2 separate regions of the Homo sapiens genome follow, and region 1 is linked to region 2. A link is an interaction called in ENCODE POLR2A ChIA-PET data of the cell type or tissue named here. Cell type or tissue: MCF 10A. All regions are shown on one strand. Links, peaks and the distances in the headings refer to the core of each region. The heading gives the core; the rest is flanking DNA. Region 1 overlaps MIS18BP1 (MIS18 binding protein 1). Region 2 overlaps PRPF39 (pre-mRNA processing factor 39).

Region 1 (2,925 bases), core at 125-2,624, 130 kb before region 2:
CTTGAAAAGGAACAAATGCTCACCTCTGACTTTAAGAAAAATACCAGACTATTACCAAAATTGAAGAAAATAGAAAATCAGGTAGCTATGTCATTTTATAAGCATCAGTCCTCACCAGATTTGTCAAGTGAAGAAAGTGAAACAGAAAAGGAAATTAAAAGGAAAGCTGAAGTTAAGAAAACCAAAGCAGGAAACACCAAAGAAGCAGTGGTTCACCTGAGAAAGAGCACAAGAAACACAAGTAATATTCCAGTGATTTTGGAACCTGAAACTGAAGAAAGTGAAAATGAATTTTATATCAAACAAAAGAAAGCTAGACCTTCCGTCAAAGAAACTCTTCAGAAGTCTGGTGTTAGGAAAGAGTTTCCAATTACTGAGGCAGTAGGATCTGATAAGACAAATAGGCATCCCTTAGAATGCTTACCTGGTTTAATTCAGGATAAGGAATGGAATGAGAAGGAGTTACAGAAACTTCATTGGTAAGTAGTTAGATTTCATTCCGAAATATCTACAGAGCAGCCACAAGACAGTTAAAGACATAAAAATAGCAATAAGGGGTTAACATGGAAGATGTCATTAAAAAAAAGGGAGAAATTATAATTTGCACAGGGAATGGAGATAGACTACACATAACTCCTAGTGGTATTTTTGTGGTCATCTCTAATACGAGGAAAGTACGAGGAAAGCCTAAGTATGAGGAAAGTAAAAGTGACCTTTTCATTCCCATGTAATATTTCAAGATAGCCAAATAGTACTCTCTCACGTAGCTTCATATTTTAAGAAATGCATTTTTTTGTTTTTTGTTTTGTTTTGTTTTGATTGAGACGGAGTCTCGCCCTGCTGCCCCGTCTGGAGTGCAATGCCACAATCCCGGTTACTGCAACCTCTGCCTCCCGGGTTCAAGCGATTCTCCTGCCTCAGCCTCCTGAGTAGCTGGGACTACAGGCGCACGCTGCCACGCCTGGCTAATTTTTATATTTTTAGTAGAGATGAGGTTTCACCATGTTGGTCAGGCTGGTCTTGAACTCCTGACCTAATGATCCGCCCACCTTGGCTTCCCAAAGTGCTGGGATTATAGGCATAAGCCACCGTGCCCGGCCTAACAAGTGTTATAAATAGTAAAGTTTGGTGCCCCACAAGTGAGACTCAAGGATACTAGAAACCTAGAAGTGGGCACTGAAGGGTAACAAAGAGAGTTTAAAGAGGAGCTCTCCAGTTCTGGGTTGAGGAGCAGAAAGGGGGACTTCTGACACTCAGAAACAGTAGAGGAAATCCCCAGTGTTTGGTTTGGTTTGTTTTTGTTTTGTTTTGTTTTGTTTTGTTTTGTTTTTGTCTTTTCTCTTAACTCAGTCCCCATGCAATCCTGCAGGGGCTACAGTCACAGCATCAGCTGGGGCTGAGATATATCTAAAACTCTGAGAGATGAGAACCTTCTCTACAATTAGGAATGGTTGCCTCAAAGTAGTGGGGCAAGTACCTGTTGCTTCTGTTCTCTTTCTGTTGTCTGTTGCTTGGTACTGGACAAAAATTCAGTTGTGTGAGGCATACAGCAGAGCAGAGTAATAAAAGCCCCAGCTTTCTGGCCAGAGCACTGACAAGGGAAACTCCAGGGAACCAGAAATCGCGGAAAGAGAGGAAGTAGGAAAAGCAACCCCATAAAGTTGTTTATGAACTTCTATGCCACCCAGGAGTTGTACATATGTGGACATGGTCCTAAAGAGCATATAAAAGACTGAGAACTGAACTAAACAGTAGACCACACCCAGTTTCTAGGCTAGCTACTCAGTGTCCCACACACAGGAAGATCCTAACAGCACTGCAGAGCTTTGAAAAATGAAACTGACATTGAAACAACAATGATAGTAGACTGAACGTATAGCTTGGGATACCACCAGGTTGATGACCTGCTAAAATAAAAATATTAACATTTCACTTGAAGCAGTAAAATATTGATTCTAAGTAGACTGTTGAAGTTAAGTATATTTAATGTCATCCCTAGAGCAACTTCTAAAAAAACTATACAAAGAAATAATTTCAAACATAAATTAAAATACTGGAAAATCAAATAGCCCAAAAGAAGGCAAAGAAGAAGAGAAGTGGAGGATTTTTTTACATGGAACAAGCAGAAAACAAATAATAAAATTATTGACCTAAATCCAACATAATTAAATTAAATGGTCTAAACATACCAATTAAAAGACATATTGTCAGAATGAATTTAAAAACATGATCTAACTATATGCTGTATACAACAAACTCACTTTAAATATAATGATATAGGTAGGTTAAAAGGATAGAAAAATACCGTCTAAACACAAATCAAAAGAAAGCTTGAGTGGCTATATTAATATCTGTCAAAATAGACTTTAGTAGGAAGAAAATAACCAGGAATAAAGAAAGACATTACAAATGATAGAAGGGTCAGTCACCAGGAAGGCATGAAATTCCTAAGTGTGTATGCACCTGACAATAAAACCTCAAAATACATGAGTTAAAAACTGACAAGTGAAAGCAGCGGACTAAACTACAAGGATAGTCAAATCCACAGTTATAGGAAACCACACTGCTCCTCTCTTGGTATTTGATAGAACTGACTGAAAATTAGCAGGGATATAGAACTGAACAACACCATCAGTCATTCGTATGATTCACATTTACAGAACATTCCACCCAATAATAAGAAAAAGAATAGGTTATTTCCAAGGATAGGTTGATCATTCATCAAGATAGATCATAAAACCTCTTAACAGATTTAAAATAGCTGAAATCATACAAAGCATATTCTCTGATGATAATTGAATTAAACTACAAATCAATAAAATAAAGATAGGAAAATTTCCAAGTGGTTGAAAATTAAATAACTTATTAATACGTATAACTAATCTGTGGGTCAAAGAAGAAGACTTAAAGGAAAGTAGAAAATAT
Region 2 (2,925 bases), core at 96-2,595:
CATATTAGTTTTGCATTCGGGGTCATGTGTCTATGTGTGACCCTTTAAAATTGTCACACGGATACAAAACCCAGATTCTAAAACATTTCCATCATTTCAAAATGTAGCATGGCCAGGAAAGGTGGCTCACACCTATATCCCAACACTTCGGGAAGCCAAGGTGGGTGGATCGCTTGAAGCCAGATGTTCCAGACCAGCCTGGGGAACAAAGTGAGATTCCATCACTACAAAAAAATCTAAAAATTAGCTGGGCACAGTGGTGTGTGCCTATAGTCCTAGCTACTGAGGAGGCTGGGGTGGGAGAATCACTTGATCATCCAGTAGTTCAAGGCTGCAGTGAACTACGATCACACTACTGCACTCCAGCCTGGGAGACAGAGCAAGATTCTATTAAAAACAAGGAAAAAAGAAAAAGAAAGAACAAATAGTATGAAACCATTTTTTTCCTAAGCCTGGGAGACAGAGCAAGATTCTATTAAAAACAAGGAAAAAGAAAAAGAAAGAACAAATAGTATGAAACTATTTTTTTCCTAAGAAAGAATAAATTTTAAATGTTAAAAGACCTTCTGAGTCTGAATGCCATTGAAAGAATTAGCTATAACCAGGTAAATCTAGGGAATACACAAAAATTTGAAAGGAAAAAATGGGACATGTGGGGATGGGGGAAGGGGACAAAAAATTTTCAATGCCTGATGGATGTCCAGCACTGTATTACATTCCTCGTAGTGACATATAAGTGTAAGATAAGGTCCTTACTCACTAATGTCTATTAACCAGGTAGAGAAAGAGCTAACACACAACACATACACACACACACAAACACATACACACACACATTTGGAGATAAGCTCTCAAATGAAACAAAGTGAAAGATTATTGAAAAAATCATTTGAAAACAATAGCAATCTATAGATGAAAACATGAAATATAATTAACTTTGAAAAATTATGGAATAATAGAAAAAGAATGGTAAACTATTCTAGAATGTGGAACAACCCATTAAACAACTCTCCTTGACAGCAGACAAGAAGGTAGAAATGATGACTGAAAAGATAAGAGAGACACAGAATGACCAGAATGAAGAGGTTGGTATTGAGAAGTAGAAGGGTAAAAGCAAAGTAGCATGGAGCCATATTATGGACAAAAGAATTTGAGAAAAAATTACAGAAAAAGCAAATCTAGCCAATGCATAATAAAAGAGAGTCCAAAGTAGTAGACTACCAGAAAAAATAAGTTCCCTTCTAGTTCAATGTATGATTAATGTCATCAACTTTTCCAAGTTTAATCACTTCAGGCCCTAGGAAAAGGCAAAGTAACTTGTAAATTTATTTTGTTCTTTTTCCCTCTTCCTTTAAAGAAAAAGATACGTTTGAAGATTAATTTTCCAAATGCAAATTAGTCACTAGTTTGTGGTTTTGTATTTCAGAGCTCAGTCTAAAAACAAAATACAAAAAAGACTGTAGGCTGATACATTCTGAGTCATTAACTAGCTACCCTATTCTAATTTCACACTTAGGTGAGACATAAGGGTTTCTTCTGGAATCAGCAAATTTACCACACCCCTGCATCTTCAGAGCCTGTCAATTACTCCACACCCTGCAATCACAGTGTTGTAAAAAGATTTAAGAACATCAACCTTATGCTTATAGAGATCATTTTGATGATTACTTCACAAATCACAGAGTCAAAAGAATACACTAAAGTTATTTTTTAATGAGTTACTCCAACATATTATTTATATGTCAATTATTATCAGTTTATTCTTAACAACAACCAATAATTTTCAACTAGCAACATAAAATGGGAAAGGGTACAGAATAGCTATCAAAAGAAAGAAATAAAACGGGCCAGGCATAGTGGCTCCTGTCTGTAATCTCAGCACTTTGGGAGGCCAAGTAGGCCGATCACCCATGAGTTCCAGACCAGCCCAGGCAACATAGCAAAAACCATTCTCTACAAAAAAATACAAAAATTAGCCGGAGGCTGAAGTGGGAGTCAAGGCTGCAGTGAGTCGTGATCGTGCCACTGCACTCCAGCCTGGGTGACAGAGCCAGACCCTGCCTCAAAAAAAAGAAAGAAATCAAGTGTGATACTGACATAAAAACAGTCAAATAGGCCAATGAAATAAAGAACACAGAAATAAACTCCCTTCTCAAATGGCCCTCAACAAAGTGCTAAGACTGCTCATTGAGGAAGGGATCGTCTCTTCAAATGGTGCTTGGAAAACTGGATATCCACGTGCAAAAGAATGAAGTTGGACCCTGGTCTTATACTACATGTAAAAATTAACTTAAAATGAAGTAAAGACCTAAATGTAAAACCTAAAACTATAAAATTCCTAGAAGAAAACGTAGGGGAAAGCTTAATGATACTGGACTTGGCAGTGAACTCTTGGATAATGCCAAAAGCACAGGCAAACAAAAGCAAAAACAGACAAATAGGACTACATCAAATTTAAAAGCTTTTGTGCATAAAAGGACACAATCAGTGGAGTGAAAAGGCAACCTACAGAATGGGAGAAAATATTTGCATATCATATCTGTAATAAGGGGCTAAGTAATCATCTCTTCACTGTATCAGTAATTTTCAAACTGTAGATTGCTTCACACCAGTTTCTTGAACCTTTCTTCAAATGGAAAATAGAATAGAAAAAAATTTTAGCACAGTGCTTTGCATAGTAAAAGTATATGGTTTTATGACACTTTAATGTAATAATACATATACATGTGTAATTCAACTACTGTGTATCGAGTTGCCTGGCACACAAAGACACTCATTATTTCTGAAGAATGAATGAATGAAAGCATGTCATCTGCACTGCTATAACTTCAATTACTAGCTATTAATGATAATAAGATATGCTATTTATTGAGCAAATATTTTGTTAAATGCTACTTTCCCTTTTAAAGATGACAAAACCAAAAT

The links. ChIA-PET counts read pairs that join two places held together with the same protein. Peaks named below come from ENCODE experiments on the same cell type or tissue, not always from the same donor. Only the 100,000 strongest peaks of a DNase experiment are listed, where the experiment ranks them.
Region 1: POLR2A ChIA-PET joins it to region 2 with 5 read pairs; 2 of 35 experiments call an interaction of 5 or more read pairs at or near these places.

Annotation. Positions count from the first base shown.
Region 1 is chr14:45,221,472-45,224,396 of GRCh38, reverse strand. MIS18BP1 (MIS18 binding protein 1) reads left to right here. Exons shown (of 17, transcript NM_018353.5): 11 at 1-479. Among named protein-coding and RNA genes, the nearest start is that of MIS18BP1, 30 kb to the left of the region's middle. RefSeq lists an enhancer at 1,458-1,507. In MCF 10A, for the core only: no CTCF peak of the experiment used is centred there; no DNase peak of the experiment used is centred there.
Region 2 is chr14:45,088,626-45,091,550 of GRCh38, reverse strand. All of the region lies in intron 1 of PRPF39 (pre-mRNA processing factor 39), which reads right to left. Among named protein-coding and RNA genes, the nearest start is that of PRPF39, 6.0 kb to the right of the region's middle. In MCF 10A, for the core only: no CTCF peak of the experiment used is centred there; a DNase peak (open chromatin) is centred at 1,510.